2 separate regions of the Homo sapiens genome follow, and region 1 is linked to region 2. The links are chromatin loops, found by intact Hi-C in ENCODE. Cell type or tissue: heart left ventricle. All regions are shown on one strand. Each heading gives the region's core, and the rest is flanking DNA. Links, peaks and the distances in the headings are about the cores only.

What was found. Peaks named below come from ENCODE experiments on the same cell type or tissue, not always from the same donor. Only the 100,000 strongest peaks of a DNase experiment are listed, where the experiment ranks them.
Region 1: it touches region 2 in a loop (3-fold over the local background); 16 of 110 quality-filtered maps call a loop at or near these places.

What each region holds. Positions count from the first base shown.
Region 1 is chr12:77,006,645-77,015,907 of GRCh38, reverse strand. No RefSeq gene overlaps it. Among named protein-coding and RNA genes, the nearest start is that of E2F7, 54 kb to the left of the region's middle. In heart left ventricle, for the core only: CTCF peaks have their summits at 4,560 and 4,778 (motif pointing right); a DNase peak (open chromatin) is centred at 4,767; H3K4me3 peaks cover 217 bases.
Region 2 is chr12:76,874,536-76,883,798 of GRCh38, reverse strand. It overlaps CSRP2 (cysteine and glycine rich protein 2), which reads left to right and starts at 4,780. Exons shown (of 6, transcript NM_001321.3): 1 at 4,780-4,861. LOC124902971 (a long non-coding RNA gene) reads right to left here and starts at 5,440. Exons shown (of 2, transcript XR_007063380.1): 1 at 5,149-5,440; 2 at 2,334-3,911. RefSeq lists silencers at 4,511-4,560, 4,591-5,020 and an enhancer at 8,855-9,263. In heart left ventricle, for the core only: CTCF peaks have their summits at 4,124 and 5,352; DNase peaks (open chromatin) are centred at 4,108, 4,708, 5,338 and 5,643; H3K4me3 peaks cover 2,688 bases; H3K27ac peaks cover 2,493 bases.

The sequences.
Region 1 (9,263 bases), core at 461-8,460, 130 kb before region 2:
ATTAGCCGGGCGTGGTGGCAGGCGCCTGTAGTCCCAGCTACTCTGGAGGCTGAGGCAGGAGAATGGCGTGAACCCGGGAGGCGGAGCTTGCAGTGAGCCAAGATCGAGCCACTGCACTCCAGCCTGGGCGACAGAGCGAGACTCCGTCTCAAAAAAAAAAAAAAAAAAAAAAAAGAAGAAGAAAGAAATGACATGATTGCTTGTTGGTCATGATGGGCATCTGTTATTTATGTAGAGAGTGTATCATACTAACTAAAATCTGAATCATATTATTAGAAGATTGATATTATTTAACCCATGACAACTGACATACATGCATATTAGAACCAGGCAAAGCAAGGGCTGCCTATATATATATATATATTTCTGGGATTGAAATTAATTTCTATTTTAAGCCCTCATTCTACCTTCTGGCAGAAATTAGTCTCATTCAATTCAGCCTCCACTCTACACACAACTCCCTGAAACTCTCTAGAGGCAGTTGAAGTACTTTTAGTGGCAAGTATTTGAAAACATAATTCAAACAGGCTTAACAATAAGGGGCCTTGTTGGCTTACATCACTAAAAGCACAGAGGTAGGACAAGGACTCCAGCTCGTTTTCGCTCCAGTTCATTTGGTTCCGCTTTGCTCCATATGTAAGTTTAATCCACAGGCTGCAGCCTTCTCTTCAAAGGAAGAGAAGAAAACAACTTATCAAAGTTCTTCCAGAGGGGTAAGAACTTTCTCAGAGTTCCCCAGTAAGTATCTCCTCAATTGTTATTGGTCCAAACTGGGTTCCGTACCCGTTTCTACACCAAGTTAGGTCCAGATAGGATTATCTTTATTCCATGTCGACCTACCCTGGAACTGAAGCACACGGGCTCCTGGAAGCTGGGGGAGGAGGAGGGTAACACTTGACCAAAAATCAGGTTCTGTTAGAATGGAAAAGGCATAAAACAGATGCTAGCTAGCAACAGCAATTTCGCTACAGCCCTGAACCCGCTTCCTACAGTCACACATCAAGCCATGAGCAAGGGTAGACTGGTTCTCAGTCCTTACCTGTTCAAATTGTCATCAGCTAAGATGTACATTTTCCCTTCTGCTCTTTGGCCCCAGTTGTCCCTTTTGATGTCACGGCAACTTCCTTGGGCGCCAAATCCACTCCCTGGAATACCTGGCCGGGCCTTGCTCGGCCCCCCTCATTGGAAGGCAAGGCCACTCTAGGTCAGCTGGCTCTCAGTTCAATGTTACCACGGCACTCACAGCCCTTACGAAAGCTTTCTACTGCCTTCCTTACTCACCGCCCAGGGGCCCGGGAGAGGCTCATGAGGCTGTCTTGGCTTCTTTCTGCCAAGAAAATCGTCTAGGGTGGGACTAAGCCACAGTTTCATTTCCTGTGAAGTCTGCCCCCTTGGAGCCGCCATTTCTAAAGCTGCAACTTGAAAAGCAATTAGCTTTTTAAACCCTACAAGGCCACTCTGTGAAGCCTTTCAATTATGTTGTTGGCATAAATCTTAGAGAAACTCTTGTACACAGAGAGACAGGTATAACAGTGTTTATTGTGCCATTGTTTGTAACAATCAAAAGATATAAACAAACTGAAGTTCCAACAACAGGGATAAATAAACTGTGATCTCTTTCCATAATGTACTACTACTAAATAGTTTAACTGAAATAGCTAGATCTATATGTAACAACATGGATATGTCTAAAATATATACTGCTGAGTGGAAAAAGCTGTAAATATAGCAAAGGTTAACAGTTGGTAATTTTGGGATATAAATTCTCATGTCTTTTTTGTATTGATCTCTGTATTTTTCTGTATGATGGAATAAGTTGTAAAATTAAAATGAATACAGTTGACCCTTAAACAATGAAGGGGTGGGGACTGTGACCTGCATGTAGTCGAAAATCTAAATATAACTTTTGACTTCCCCAAAACTTAACTACTAATAGTCTACTGTTGACCAGAGGCCTTACCAATAACATAAACAGTTGATTAACACATATTCTGCATGTTGTATGCATTATATACTGTATTCCTATGATAAAGTAAGCTAGAGAAAAGAAAATGTCATTAAGAAAACTATGAAGAAGAAAAAATGTATTTACTATTCATTAAATGAAACTGGATCATCATAAAGATCTTCATCCTCATCATCTTCACATTGAGTAGGCTGAGGAAGAGGAAGGAGAAGGGTTGGTCTTGCTGTCTCAGGGGTGGAAAAGGCAGAAGAAGTGGAGAAGGTGGAAGGGGAGGCAGGAGAAGCAGTCTTGCTGGGTGTAACTGTTTTGAAAAAAAGTCCCGTGTAAGTGGACCCACACAGTTCAAACCCATGTTGTTCTAGGGTCAACTGTATTTTTAACAATTTTAGAAAATGATAACCATCTGTTTACTATGGTTATCAACAGTTCCTAGATTTTGGATTTTTGTGATAAGTTATTACATTGGCTTGAAGACCTGTGATCTCTTCCTGGAGGAGGTGTGTACATCCTTACCATGTTGAACTCAAGAGTGGCCATGAACTTACTTTTTCTAAAGAAACTAGATGGAAATGATGTGTGTTCTCCTGAAACAGAAGTTTTGAAAGACTGCTCATGGTTTACAAGATCTTGTTTCTCTCTCTGCCAAGAAACCAGATGCTCCAAATGGGCTGCTCTGTTACTGTCTTGGGCAAGAAGCAGAGCTGTAGCCAATCTGCAATGAACAAGGACTTGTCTTCAAGTTGTTGAGTTTTGGGGTTGTTTGCTACCTCGACCTAATTTAGGCTATCCTGACTGGCATAATTTAATAATAATAATAACTGAGGGGACCAACACAGCATGGCCAACATGGGATTTTAGAAAGTCAGAGCTTTCAAAATCATTGCTAACATTTCCCAACACCATCTTTTGTTGTTGGTTTGGTTTTTTTCGGGGTTTTTTTAGTGCAGAAGTTATTCTAGCAAAATAATAGTGACTTAAACTCAGTGAATCCAACACTGAAACCTTAACTATGCCCCCTCGACCCCTACCATGGCAGCTCATTTTGGCATCAGCCTTATGAAACGCTTCCTTACAGAGAAGCTTTTGGGATAAACCAGTGATTTCAGCATCAGTGTGGAAAGACTTTTCAAAGGATAGATCTATACAGATAATTTTAAGGGGATTAATTTATTTATATCTTCAAATTCCATCTGGGTGCATCTCTAAAATATATTTGCCTAGGTAATCTCTGGTCAACTGTTAAGCTAGTTCTCTGTTCCCATTGCCCCTTTCTCTAAATTTTCCCTCTCATTGCAAAAGAAGAGCTTACCTCCCATGCAATTGAAGGTTACAAACATTCCCTGTCTGGGGTATAGAAACCTCTAGAACATCCATCACAGGGATGATTTGAAATATTGTCTGTGCTGAAAGAGTAAATTATTCTGATGACTGGGCACCAAATCCTGCTGCAGGTCCTGTAGTTTCCGATTCCTTGGCTGTCAACAACCTTGAAGCAAAACCTAATCAATGTGTCTACTGGTCATTAAAAAAAGAAAATTATTTAAAGTATAAGTCGGCTGGGCACAGTGGCTCTCGCTTACAATCCCAGCACTTTGGGAGGCAGATCACCTGAGGTCAGGAGTTCGAGACCAGCCTGGCCAAAATGGTGAAATCTCATCTCTACTAAAAAAGATCACCTGAGGTCAGGAGTTCGAGACCAGCCTGGCCAAAATGGCGAAATCTCATCTCTACTAAAAATACAAAAATTAGCCACGCTTGGTGGTGGGCACCTGTAATCCCAGATATTCAAGAGGCTGAGGCAGGAGAATTGCTTGAACCCGGGAGGTGGAGGTGCAGTGAGCTGAGATCACGCCACTGCACTCCAGCCTGGGCGACAGAGCGAGACTCTGTCTCAAAAATAAAATAAATTTTTTAAAAAAGTATACATCATTTAGGGCAAATAACTTGGAAATTGTTCTAAAAATTCAGTTAATGCTGCCTAATAAAATTTCTTCCATACTTATTTCTGTGACTGAAGTTTCTTGAGGCTTACAACTAGAGAAAAATGATAAATATGAATAGTATCGATGCTGACCCTTGTCTCATTCTAGCAATAATATTCATCATGGATATGTAAACTAATTTTTAAAGCTTCATATATCTCAAGTATTAATTACTTTTTAATGTTTAATAATTATTTTAAATAAATTTAAATAAAGTAAATAAAATTATTTTCAATAAATATTTTAACATTTGTGTTTCAATCAGTTGTATACTTAAAAATGTAGATAACTAAAGCCTTGTGGTCAACAGAAAAAATTATAACTTAACTTTTAATTTATATTTATTTTTGTTATAGAGAAATATATATAGTGTTTTATATATACATAATATTAAATATAGCATTATATATTAAAACATAAATGTGTGTAAAACAGAATTTAAGTCTATTGGGGAAATGGAATTCAAATATAAGACCAAGGAGGAAAAGGAATTATGTGAAAATTACTCATTTATAAAAGCTTTTTTGTGTAATTTAAAAATAGCTGATGGTGAATATCAAATCCCACTGGTATTTAAATTCCCTTCTATACATTTAAAGGAGAAATATAGCAATTTTATTTTGAAATGTCAATATTCATGAACCATAAGAGATTATATTATTTACAACCATTTAAACTTATAATTAAAATGTTTACATATCAACTTAAAAATGTGCCATAAGTTTTCAAAATTATTTTCAGGGGCACGTGAGCAAAACCATCGGAAGGTCTCAGAGATAGAGCTTCTTATACCCATCCCTCAGCTCCCGCTAGGCTCCCCGCATTGTCCACACGGTGGCAGTAGTGTCTGTGCAGCCTGACGGATTTCCAAAGCTAGAAGACTTCTAAACCATTTCTATATTTCATTTGCAATCAACGTGTTAAATAAACAGTTTACATTTCCCTTGCATTAGAGCAATAAATGTCCACTGTGACTTACCACTGCTGAATTTCAAAATATTTCATTAAAATTTCCAGTCATGTAACAAATAAATAGCTATAAATACCAGAGCTACATAAATCACTTTTCACCCACCTGGGAATGAGCCGGACGTTAAATTCATTTTTACACTCCTCCCTGCTTCTCTCTTCCCCACTGTTCACACAGTGTCTGCCCACCCCTTAGCTTCAGTTGCTAAGCAACTGAAAGAGCTTTGTTGTTCTTGAACACTAACCATTAATTGCCCTCATTTTCTCCAATGAGAACATGCCTGCAGCCCAAATTACCTCCTTTTCCTGAAGAACAGACCAAGATGCTTATAACTTATGCTAATCATAAGGCAAATCCCATCCCAATAGAGAAATGCAAGAAAAGGAAATCCAGAATGCTTGAGCAACTCTGAACATAGTACACAAACACTGTGCTCATAAGGGCCAATTTTGCCTTATTTAAAAGATTATGATTGTATTGAGCACCTATTATATGCTAGGCACTATGCGAGTGCTTAACATGCATTATTTATTTTAATACTCAACCCCACTTTTTGAAGGTTTTTATGCCTCAGAATGGGACAACTTTTTAAGATTGAGTTGGACAAAAGGTAAATTGTTGTTTTAAGGAAGGGGAAATGGGAATGGAAACTGGCTTACCAGTTAGGAAAATCTGGTTTTCTCTCTTTTTTTTTTTTTTTTTTGAGACGGAGTCTACCTCTGTCGCCCAGGCTGGAGTGCAGTGGTACGATCTCGGCTCACTGCAAGCTCCGCCTCCCGGGTTCACGCCATTCTCCTGCCTCAGACTCCAGAGTAGCTGGGACTACAGGCGCCCGCCACCACACCCGGCTAATTTTTTGTATTTTTTAGTAGAGACGGGGTTTCACCGTGTTAGCCAGGATGGTCTCAATCTCCTGACCTCGTGATACGCCTGCCTCAGCCTCCCAAAGTGCTGGGATTACGGGCGTGAGCCACTGCGCCCAGCCAGTTTTCTATCTTAATTTTTACTTTAATTATCTGGATTGGAAAGCTCAGGCCCTTAGAAGTTAAATGACTTGCCTAGATTCTGTCAGAACCTAACGCCATTGTGGCACATTGCCTCTAGCTCATATTGGACACAGAATGATGTGGGAATTACTATCTTTCAACATCTTTGCCCAACATGTAGAAATATGATGAAAATTTCTACATTAAAATTCTGGTAGTCTCTTGATGCATGAAAGAAATGTTTGCGGTATGAGGGGAGTTGTGACCCCAGTTTGAATCTTGCTTTGCCACTTGTATAACCTGAGAAAGTTCCCATCTCATTTGGGGCCTCAGTTTTTCCTCTGTAAAAATAAAGGTAAGTACTATCTACCTCATAGGAATGATTTGAAGATTAATGTTGTATATTAATTGGAGTATGTTAAACTCCTGTAACAAATGGACTGCAAAGTGCATAATGGTTCAAACACTATGCAGGTTTTCTTCTCGCTCACCTTGTAGGGCAAGGTAGGCATACCTCATCAGCAGCATGCCTCTGCTTCAGGGGAACAGGTTGACGGCAGTTCTGCGGTCATCAACACAGGACTTTCAAGATCACCTAGGCATCATTTTCACCCAGGGAAGCTGGAAGCAGGGAAAAGGGGAAGGAGCATATTTGAGAGGCTTTTGGAAGTCAGACCAGGAGATGGGACACGACTTCCACTCACATTCCATCAGCTGGTACTCAGGCACAGAGACACAGCCATCTGCAAGAAGCTGAGAGATATAACCTGCCCGAGTGCCCAGAAGAAAGGAACCCAGAATTTGGAGAATACCTAGCAATCTCTGCCAAGGGTCATGTTTCTGTAATCATTTCTTACTATGCACAGAATAAGAGTTGAGTTAGTGTTAGCTTCTTCCCTTCTCTCATTCCTTTCTCACTTTTTCTCTTGCTATCATCCATTCTACTATATAAATAATATTTCTCATATCAGATATTACCATTGATCACAGAATGAAAACTCTTCAAATGATATCAGAACAGCAAAACAGAGATGAGATGATTTTTATAAAAAACAACCTCTTGCCAAGAAGGGATTTAGGTTTACTTATATTTGTTATTTTAATTATGATCATAATTACCTCTTTTCTAAGACATCATTGGCTACAGAATACTTGACTTGCTAAACTACAAAATAAAGAAATATTCAAAACAATACTGGATTCTCCATGTTTTATTTTGTAAATATTCTAGAATGTCATAAATTCAAGTGTTTGAGGGGCCTCTCGAGATCAATTTATCAAATTTTCCCTGTTTAGAGGTAAGAAAAAAATAAGTGTAAATGGAGGTGACACCCCTAAAATCACAATGCTAGTCAGTGGCAGGGCTGAGGCTCTTAACTTTTGGTCAAGATTATGAGGAAAATGTATCTAAAGCCCTTATCAGGGCTCCAGAGATGGTGATAACTATTGAAGAGGCACATGTAAAGTGCTTTGCAAATCTAGGGCAGCTTAACAGAAGCATGGACATAGCTGATTTCCTCAGTAGGCTGATGCAAAAATACCAGTTTTATCTAGAAACAATATCATTTTTGGTTGAAGTCATTTATCAAATTAGCTACACAATTTTAAAGCAAGAAAAACAATTAAGAGAGTTCACATTTGACAGGGAAATAAAGTGAGAATTGAGGAAAGTCCAGATCAGGGTGGGAGAAGAGACTGGGGAAGCAAACCTAAGGGGAACAGGAGATATTTGCATGGGATGAGACAAGATGGTGGTGGTGGTGGTGGATGGAGCTTCAGCAGCCAAGAGCCAGCATAAAGGCTCTGAATAGCTAAGAAGGAGAGTCTTTTTCACCTTACTTATTAAACATGAGAGTTTACATGTCAAAAAAAATTAGAAGACAGGTAGATAAATGTCATCACCCCATTTTAAAGACAAACAAATTCATGCTTAGAGAGCAAAATGATTTGCCAAATAAAAAAGCAGAGCTAAGACTTGACCCTGGGTCCTTGACCCCAAATCCACCAATCTTTCCACTAACATATACTATTTAAAAACTGAAAAGTGACTTACCAAAGACAAACTCTATTCACTTCATGATTTCACAGTTACAGACCATGATAGATTGATCATAAATATGGCTCCTATTCTCTACCCACCCCGTTTATCCATGCTCATTGCAACGTGACTTGCAGTTCTTCCTATCAGCTGGTAGAGTCTATTTCCTCACCTCTTAAACCTGGCTGGCTTTGTGACTTGCTCTGGCTAACAGAATATAGCAGAAATGATGACATCAATTTGAAGCCAGACCACAAGAGAACTCATGTGCTTCAGTTTTCTCGTCTTTGGATTTCTGCCTCAACCCTGAGAAACTGTCTGGGCTAAGCCAACTGGAAGATGAGAGAGAGACTACTTAGAGTGGAGTAAATTCATGCCAGGAGCAACCTTCCTCAACCAGATAACAGAAAACACATGAACAAGCCCAGCTAAATTAGTAAAGCACAGCCCTTAAAACAACAACTCTTGGCCGGGCACAGTGGCTCACGCCTGTAATCCCAGCACTTTGGGAGACCGAGGCAGGCGGATCATGAGGTCAGGAGTTCCAGAGCAGCCTGGCCAATAAGGCGAAACCCCATCTCTACTAAAAATACAAAAATTAGCCGGGCATGATGGCAGGCGCCTGTAATCCCAACCCTGGGCAACAAGAGCGAAACTCCATCTCAAAGAACAAACAAAAACTCTTTATTATTATTCCCTAGTCTACTGGGCGGGTCTGTTTATCTTAGAGTTCTATCAACTGTCTATTCCCAATAGACTAGTGAATAATAATAAAGAGTTGTTGTTTTAAGCCACTACATTTTGGGGTAGTTTGTTATTCAGCAACTGCTAACTGATACAAGGGAAACCTGGCATTCAGAGCCAGATTGAGCATCAGGCTAGCTCAACAAATCCACAAAGATTCACCCAAGTATTGCAGGAACATATATGTGTGTGAGAGAGAGAGACGAAATATATACCAACTACCTCTACTTTCCACAGCTATCTTTTGTAACTAGCAAAATGTACGTTGCTCCTGCTTCTGGGAAAGTAGAAATTATTACTACATAAAAAACAGAAATTACTCCTTTTAGTCACAACCACACCACCATTAAATAAACATTTAATAAATACCTAAAAACATTGTTGTTATTGTTGTTTGAGACAGAGTCTCGCTCTGTCACCCAGGCTGGAGTACAGTGGTGCGATCTTGGCTCACTAAAACTCTGTCCCCTGTCCCCTTCCGGCTCAAGTGATCCTCCTGTCTCAGCCTCTCAAGTAGCTGGGACCACAGGTGCTGCCACCACACCTGGCTAATTTTTTGTATTTTTTTGTAGAGACA
Region 2 (9,263 bases), core at 772-8,771:
TCTATTTTCTAGAAGCAAGGCACTAAATCTAGCCCGCACCCAAGGGTAAGGGCATGAATTAAATTCTACCTGTTGAAGGGGGGAGTAACAAAGAATCCATGGACATGATTTTAAGCCATCACAATCTGTTGGGAGTCCTAACTGCAAGTAACAGAAAATCCATCTCAAAATGGATTAAACAGCAATGGGGACTCATTGGCTCCCATAATGAAAAAGCCCTGCAGGTAGGTAAACTTGGTGAATACTTGTTCAGAGCTCTGTTTTCTCTGTCCTCTTGTCTGTGTCAAGTCATCCGTGGCCAGGTTCCTAGCAAAAATGACTGCAACCACTCTAAGGCCTCCTCCATGCACATAGCACATTCCAGAATAGGCTAGCTTGGCTCTGACTCCGCACCCCAGCAGAGTTCTGAGATTCACTCTAATTGGATGGGCTTAGGTCACGTGCTTACCATCCCCAAGCCGGGGCCTCAAATGCCTTGACTGGATCCAGTGCTCCACCCTGAAACAGGACCATGAACTCACATGCCTGAAACCACACAGAGAGGAATGGATGCTACAGAGGCAATCACAAATACCTACTACACGACTCAGGGATATTTATGTCAGCTTTTAAAAATACGGGGTGAGCAGAATTTTTGTCATTTGAAAGGAAAGAAAGCAATAGAGCCTGAAATTGAACAGCAAGGGAGTACAATCACGTGCCACATGAAGATTTTCAATCAACAACAGATCACAAATATGAGGGTGGTCCTGTAACACTACAATACTGTGTTTTTGCTGTACCTTTTCTATATTTAGATATGTTTAGATACACAAATACTATTGTGTTGCCATTGCCTGTGGTGTTCTGTACAGTCACATGCTGTACAGGTTTGTAGCCCATGAGCAATAGGCTATACCTTAGGCCATATGGTGTAGGTTTGTGTAAGTATACTCTACAATGTTGGCATAATGGTAAAATTGTCTCATGATGCATTCCTTAGAACCTGTTCCCATCACTAAGTGGCACATGACTGTATAACTAAAAAATGCCAAAGAAATGGATCAAAAGCCTAGGCAGAGTGGACACTGTTGGTAGGGAGTGGGAGAACCATTTGCTCCTCCAAGATCAGGGACAGCAAGTACAAACATAGGAGAAAACATGGAAGCTTCGAGGCAAAGTGGAGGAAGGTTGAGGAAATGTTGGTGACTGGCTGTGAATGTGAATGAAGGAGAAGAAGGTGATGTCACCAGCTGAAAAAGAGGGAGAAAAGTGAGATAAAGGAATTAAGGGGTTAAGATAAGATGGATAGAATATGCTGTCTGGGAAGTTAATGGTGTCTTTCTTACTAGTAGAACTAGAAAAACTCTGCTATAATATGAAAGCAGAAGCAGAGCTCAAAAAGATAGAAAGCTCTGGTTGAAAAGAAGAAATAAATAACATCATAATAGAAGATAATAGCACTGAATGAAAATAATGCCTACTGGAGAAAGAGAGTTAGGAAATGAAGCAAGTATAAGAAAGTAGGAGTTTATAGCAGGTTAAAAAAAGCAACTATGACAAATATCAAGAATAAGATACTCTAATCTACCTTCCAACATTTAAGCATATATCACTTACATTATTCTTTTCTCTGTCAGATAATAAATCACAGAGTATTAGGGTTAAGTATGAGTAATTTTTAATTCCCACAACTGCTGCTAAATCTTAGCTAAGAAATAAGGTAGAAAAACTGCTTCTTTTTGTGTTATTAAATGTGTAGGTTAGCAAAGTGCAAATTGTTTCCCTTTTTTTCATACTAAAATCATTATAATAAGACATTCCTCTTCACTATAGCTTTCTTGCCTTCTGGGAAGAAAGCCTTGCCCTAAAATAAAGAGGCTTTGTGTTTAAATTCACATTCATCTGATTCAGAGTTTTGTTAAGAAAAAGGGGCATGAAATAAAAATAATAAAAATATTTTTAAAATCTACGTTTGAAGCACAAGGTCATGACAAAAGGCAACAACCTTGGTTCAACTTGCCTTAGGACAGTGACCTTGAGAGAGGGCTTTGATTTGAAATTGGTTGATGAATTCCAGAGAATAGAGTTGTTACAAGTATAATACACATTTTGAGTGGGAAAAAGAAATAGCCTGCTGGACACATTTAACCTTTGATTCTGCCTATTACAAGGTTGAAGGGGTCAAACAGACTAGGACCATGTGGACTTAAGGGTTTATCCTTCTCCTTGAGGACACATTTTTCCCACTATCCTTCTGCAGGCGCGCAGATGCTTCCTACTGAAGACTCTTAATTGTTTTGGAAAACACTCCATACCTTCTTAATAGCAAGCCCTCAAGAAGGCAACATGAGTACTTAGCAAAGCACAATTTTATTTCTTTCTTGAGAGGCAAAAAGGACATCAAGATATCTTTGCTTAACATAACAACCATCAATTATTCAGTATTTACCATGTGCCAGGTGCTATGTTTGGCATTTTACATACATCACCCAATTTAATCCTCATAACAACACTACAAGATGTGTAGAATTATCTTTTTACAGATAAAGAAACAGATGCATAGAGGTCAAGTACTTAGCCCAAGCTTACAAAACTGATAGGTGGCAGAGCTGTATGTTGAAATCATGTGTGTTTGATTCCAAAGCCCATACTCTTTCTTTTGCACCACTCTGTCTAAAAACTCTTAAATAATTTCTTCATGTTCATAACTAAAAGAGTCAACAGTTTAAATAGATGTTTAAAGAAAATAAATATTTTTTAAATGTTGATAAATACAAATACAGATTTGTTCAAAATCACACGTTGTATATCATCTGCAGACTCAGTGTGAAGTACACGGAGACAAACACATACAGGGACAGACAGCAGAAACACTTTTAGGTCAGAAACAAGCCCAATTTCTTTTTTGTTTTGTTTTGTTTTTTTGAGACGGAGTCTCCCTCTGTCACTCAGGCTGGAGTGCATTGACGTGATCTCCACTCACTGCAACCTCCACCTCTCAGGTTCAAGTGATTCTCCTGCCTCAGCCTCCAAGTAGCTGGGATTACAGACATGTGCCACCACGCCCGGCCAACAAGCCCAATTTCAAATGATAAGACATGGCTATGGAATTTAGGGACAACATGAGCTTGACGGAAAGCAAACAGCTCAGGTTTGGGAGGCCCCTTCCACAAAGAGGCATTGAGAAGAACTCAGGGTAGGAGAGAAAGGGCAGTGGTTTGCTGCAGTGAGACTCACTGATACAGTTTCATTCAGTAGAAGCACTAGGCAAACTTATACAAGAAAAAATAAACATTGTAAGCAGCTGAGCTAAAGCGAATGTAGAATCTGAGGGACTGAATTTTCCTGTTGGCCCGTGAGTCAAGTCACTTACACTAGCTGATATCACTGAAATAAGGATTGCCCATATTTAGAAAAGCTCACAGCAGGCAAGAATGCTTTCCAGACTCCTGCCACAGTATCAGGAGATGTCAATCACCACTATGTGTTTTTGGACAGTACTTGGTGGACAGAGAACAAGGCAGCTATAATGAGTTTATCCTGGATTGGCCCCAGCATATAAAATAAAACAATAATAATATTATAAGTCGGTTCTGTACGTTGTCATGCGGATATGTGCTCCCTGCCCTCTCCCCAAGAGGGCATTTGGCAATGTCCAGAGACTTTTTGATTGTCACAACGTCGGGGGCAGGTTGCAACTGGCATCTAGTGGGTGGAGGCCTCCTACAATGCACAGGACAGCCCCCTACAATAAAGAATTATCCAGCCCAAGATGTCAATGGTGTGGAGGATGAGAAACTCTGGACCAGAGGAGGCAATAGCATTTATGGCATGAGGGGGTTTTGGTCACTGACTTTTTTGAACTCCCCACTCCGCAAGTATCAGTTCTCCGGGATCATTGCTTCTGGCAGGAGAGGTCATGAGGAGGCCTAGAATATGAACCAGATAGAGATTGCATTGTTTATTTTCCTTTTCATCTAAAACAATAAATCATCCTGTAGCTTAGGCATTAGGTCCCTTCGGATGTCACGGTATCCTTGTGCTTTTCTGACATCAACACATATAAATACAGGGCCTGTGGCGCCCGGGGTTTCTGCCTGGGTTTAGGTTTCTTCCCCCTCAGCATCGCGTGCTGTGCCCTGGTGGAGGGGAAGAGCGAAACACTTTGGGAATGGGGCGTTTTCGTAACGTCATTTATTTAGTCTAGATGAATTTTGCTCTTTAAGAATAAGAAGTTGTGGATTCCCAGAAGCTGGAAATCGGACGAGAGAATATGCGTTAACTAGGGAAGTTAATCACGTTGAGTTTACTGACAAGGACAAGGCAAGGGGGAGGTGGCGGAAAGCCCCGTTTGGCTGACTTTCTACTGCTGGAGCCTCCCGGCCCATGACTGTCTCCGCGAAGAGGGGGATCGGCGCTCGCGGTGGACAGGTCCGACGCAGGGCGGCGGGGGCCACTTTCCAGCGGGACCGTCCCGCCGCCGGGCCTCCCTGGAGGGGAAGGAAGTCCCTCTCCAAGTCCCAGTGGCTTTTGGAACTGCCGGGTCCCTTTGGGAGGGAGCGGTCCCGGGACGTGGGAAGATGCCGGGCGGGCGGGAAGCTGCAGGAAGAGGCGGGCCTCCTGCCTTTTGTCTCCTGGTGGCTAGCCCGGAGCGGGCAGAGGGCAGCCCGCCCGCTACACGCCCCAGCCCGGCAAGCGGCTCCGGGAATCCGGCGGGCGGGGCTGGGAGGAGGGCGGGGCGGACACAGGCCGCGCCCACCGAGCGCTCTTTAAAAGGCACCGGCGCGCGCTTCGCCTGGGATCTCGGACTCCCTGGACCCTCCCTCCAGCCCAGCCTCGCTAGCTCCGCCTGCGGTACGTGCTCCCGCCTCCGACTCAAGTGAGTAGGGGCGGTGGGGCGGTTCCGCGGCGCCGCCAACCCCGGGGCGGGAGTTGCAGGGGGTTTCCACCGCCTCCCGGGGTCGTGCTGTCGCCCGGCCGGCGCGCCCCGGTCTCCTCCGACATCCCCATCCCGGTCCGCATTTGTGCCCCTGCCAGCCTTCTCATCCCTGCGCCCCAGATTTTCTCTCTCTTATCCCCCAAACACACCTGCCCTTGTCCCCGAGGCCGTCCAGGCCATGCCCTGGGATCCCAGGCCCGCGGGGCAGGTAAATAATCTTATATGACCTTTAATTTCTCCATACTGGTTTCTCTGGGAGAGAGGCGGGTTGTGAGTTTCGCGTTTCTGCTAATCCGCCTCTTAGCAGCCGTCGGTCCCCTCGTCCAGCGGCAGGCTCTCTCTGGGGTGGGGGTCGGAGTCTCAGGGCCCCCTCTGCCCGGAGTGTGGTGAGCACCGAGGGCGACCTTACTGGGTTCTGTCCCCTAGGGGTGGAATGGGGCTTCTACATCCCCCCGAGCCCAGGGTACTGCTCCTGCCGCCGTACCGGGCTCCTGGCATCCCCATTGTTTGGTGGTGTCTGCCCACCCAGCACCGAACCCCTCTATGTTGAAGGAACAGCAGGGAATGTCAATCACTTACTCCTAGCTTTTTCCAGAACTTTCTACGATTCAGGTACAAAGAAGAATGCAAGAATGCTTGGTTGTGAAATTATGCGACAGGTCCTGCGAATCACATTCTGGGTTCTCCAGAGCCAGATTCAGGAGCTCCACGTAGGCACCCCCTGGGGGCGGGGGCGGGCTTTCTAAACCGGCGGATCCCTTTCCCCCTTCTAAGCCAGGACATTTGTTAAACGATTTTTACTTAAATGGCTACCCAAAATGTTTAACCTGTTTTATTTGCAGTCTGCAAACCAAGCACATTTTCCCTTTATAAATGCTTTTCGGTACAGAATTTTTTTTGGGGGGTGGGGGGGTGGGGCGGGGGCAGTTAGTAATTTTTTAACCCGGGCAGCGAAAATCGTCGTATTTAGTTCTTGACTTTTCCAATTAACCTGTTTTAAAACTCTCCTCATAAAATGCCAAGAATTCAAATAGGACAGCCACAAAGTTGGCTGTACTTTGACTCACGTTTTTCAAGAAAGAATTGGGTGATAGATTTTGAAAGGGAGAATCTAACATAGTTTCAGAACTGCATGCCAAGCTACAAAGAATGTTGTGAAGTACTAAGTGGTCTCCCCCAGTACTCCTGGGGTCATCGCTCTCGTCCATTGTCACTGATACTTTGTCAGTATTTCTCTGGGTCCTTTCTCCTCTGCATTGTAGTTTTCTTTGCTCTTTTGGTTCTGTGTTACCTTTGAGACCAGACCTGCATCACATGAGTCTTTGAAACTCACAGTGCTTGCTTGGGTACCTTGGACAATTGACTGAAAGAAGGAGCGAATAAGGTTGTGATTATAGGGAACAAAAATATAATTTGACTCACACAATAGGTATTTGTTTGCAGATTTGATCTAAAGTTCGTATCATAAATTTTTAATGCATTTCTCCGAATGTATTTAACAAATATTGATTGATACTGGTATAGGCTAAGTACTGTGCTGAAAGCAGTACTTGCTGGAGGCCTGTCCTGATGAAATTGCAAAATCACTTGGATTTGGGGGAGATTGAATTTTATCCTAAAACAGCAAGAATGTTGGTGTAGAGTAGAGGACAGCAATAAATGAGGAGTTTTAGAAGCCTGAGTCCAGAGGCAACTCTGACACTAAATTGCTATAGTGATCTGGGTCTCTAGGTTTTCTTCTTTGTCAAAAGTGAGGTGAATCAAATGAACCCCAAAAGGGAGCCCCCTATGGGAGAGGAGGCATGGCTGAAAGGGGGAGGAACGAAGCCAGGCAGGACCAAATTCACACCTCAACTCCAGTACCCATTGGTTTGATGCCCTTGGGCAAATTAACTTTACTCTTTGGCCTCAATACTTCATCATGTAAAATGGGTGTAGTGGCACATGCCTTGCAGGGTTGTCATAAGGCCTGTTGATACTTGTACAAAGCCCAGCCCAGCCTGGGAGTAGTTCCTTGTAATTAGACAAAGTTGTGCACTTGGTTGAATATATGTGGGAAAAGGCTATCAGTGAAAGTCTGTTTCAGGAGAGAGCTGGCTCACACCTGAAGAGCGTTTCCTAGACCTTGCCTGGAGGCCAGCTTTCTTCTCTGTGCAGATGTTCACAGGTTTCCTCAAGGCACCTTACCCTGACTGCCAGCATGCCATCCCTTGGGTTCTGTTGGGTGGGGATCCCCAGACACCTCTGGATCTTTGATTACCTAGGTGGGGTTTCTGACTTTTTATATCATGGCACTCCTGTGAGGCCTCCAGACCCCTTCTCAAAATGACGTAACATAAAGTATGTGGTACCAAGTTCCCCAACCCCCAGAATTAAAAGGAATTGTGGCCTTTGGGTTAAGAATCCTGAATTAAGGGAATATTTCTCAGTCTGGATAGTGGAGAAGCTGGGCACAATTTCTTTTTTTTATATTTTTTCCTTTTCAAATTCCTTTTTACCACAGGCACAATTTCTGATTGTTAAAAATTTTATTGTTGTAAGTCACAGAGGAAGAACTAATAGAAGTACATGGTGAATGATCTGGAAAGGATATCAGGTTCCTTGTTTTTTTGTTTACAATCTTATTGTGCCAACAATACTATTGTCTTCGACTAATAAGAACAGACACCATGTAATACATTAGGGCCAAATTACTTCCCAGTTCACTATAGGAAAGAGGGCTTCATGGTGGTTTCACAGTACTTCCAAAAGAAAATAAGCAGAGAGAATTGAATCCTCATCCAGCACACGGCAGTGCAGGAACTACTCAGCTTAAGAAGAACCTATGCCATAGCCATGGAGGTCGGTACTACATCTGTATTGCTACCAGGGGTTTAGTTTAGCAAAACATCAGTGAAATAATTTTGAATTGGAATTTTATTGGTATTCATTTTTAAGTTGAATTGATAATTTTATTTTGGTTTCACAGTTATGAGTCATTTAATAGCTCTATGCCTCAGTTTCCCCACTCATAAAATGAGAATAGTGGTAGTGCTTACTTTAGTTGTTATGAGGATTAAATGAGGTAATATAAACATAAGTAAAGCATATATTAAGCTTTATAGAAGTATTTGTAATTATTACCTGTCATGTGGCAGACACTATTCTAGGTGTTTTGCATATATTGTTTAATCTAAAAACTGCCTTATTGTATAAATAAGCATTGTCCCCATTTTTAAAATGAGAAAACTAGCAGATCAAATGAACAACCTGTGATCATTTGGCAAATAAACAAGAGTCTCAGCATATATATCTAGGTCTGATTCCATGAAAAAATCGTGCAAATATTAAATTGTTTGAATAATTAAATAACTTGTAGTTTTGCACAGATTGTGGATTGCTATGGCAGATGTTGGGGATCAGGGTTACTGAGCTTATAGCATAGTTGCATTTTAATTACAATATGGGATTTGGCAGATAGTGATTCAAATCTGTGTCGAATTTTGCTGCACTCTAAGTTGAAGACACGAGTGGTAGCAGAATACAGAAGTAGTAAGAATGGTGAGGCTGAGGTACACACAGGAGTGTTCACTAGATTAGAAGAGAGTTTTCCTTCAGTGGGGTTAGATTTAGGTTAGCAGAGAGGGGTAATAAAAAGCTTTTTGGTTGAAAGTAGCAGTTTGGGTGTGAGAGTGGTGCACAGAGACCACTTACTGACCGCTAGTTGGATGGAGAGGAAGGTGTGTAATTTGTGTGTGTAATTTGGTAACTCAAGGATTGAGAATTCTCAGGTCATTTGAATAGTCTCAACCCTTAATGTTCTGTGCCTGTCAGATATGGGAGTTTTGAGGAAAGCTTGTGGTTCTGGAATCAAAACATGAGCCTGATTTGTTTCTTTGGAGATCTGTGACCTCAGCAAGTCACCCAACTCATCAGTCCCCATCCTTTTTGGCACCAGGGACCAGTTTTGTGGAAGACAGTTTTTTCATGGATGGTGGGTGGATGGTTTTGGCATGAAATTTTGGGATGAAACTGTTCCATCTCAGATCACCAGGCATTAGATTCTCGTAACGAGTGGGCACCTAGATCCCTCACCTACACAATTCACAATAGCGTTCCCGCTCCTATGAGAATCTAATGCCTCTGCCGATCTGACAGGAAGCAGAGCTCAGGTGGTAATGCTCGCTTACCCTCCACTCACCTCCTGCTGTGCAGCCTGGTTCCTAGCAGGCCACAGACCAGTAGCAAGTAGCCTGAACACAAAACACAGCCATCGGTCTGTGGCCTGGGGGTTGGAACCCTTGACCTAACGGACTGAACTTGGTATATTCAGGCCCCGAGTGCTCCTAAAGGAAAAGGAAGC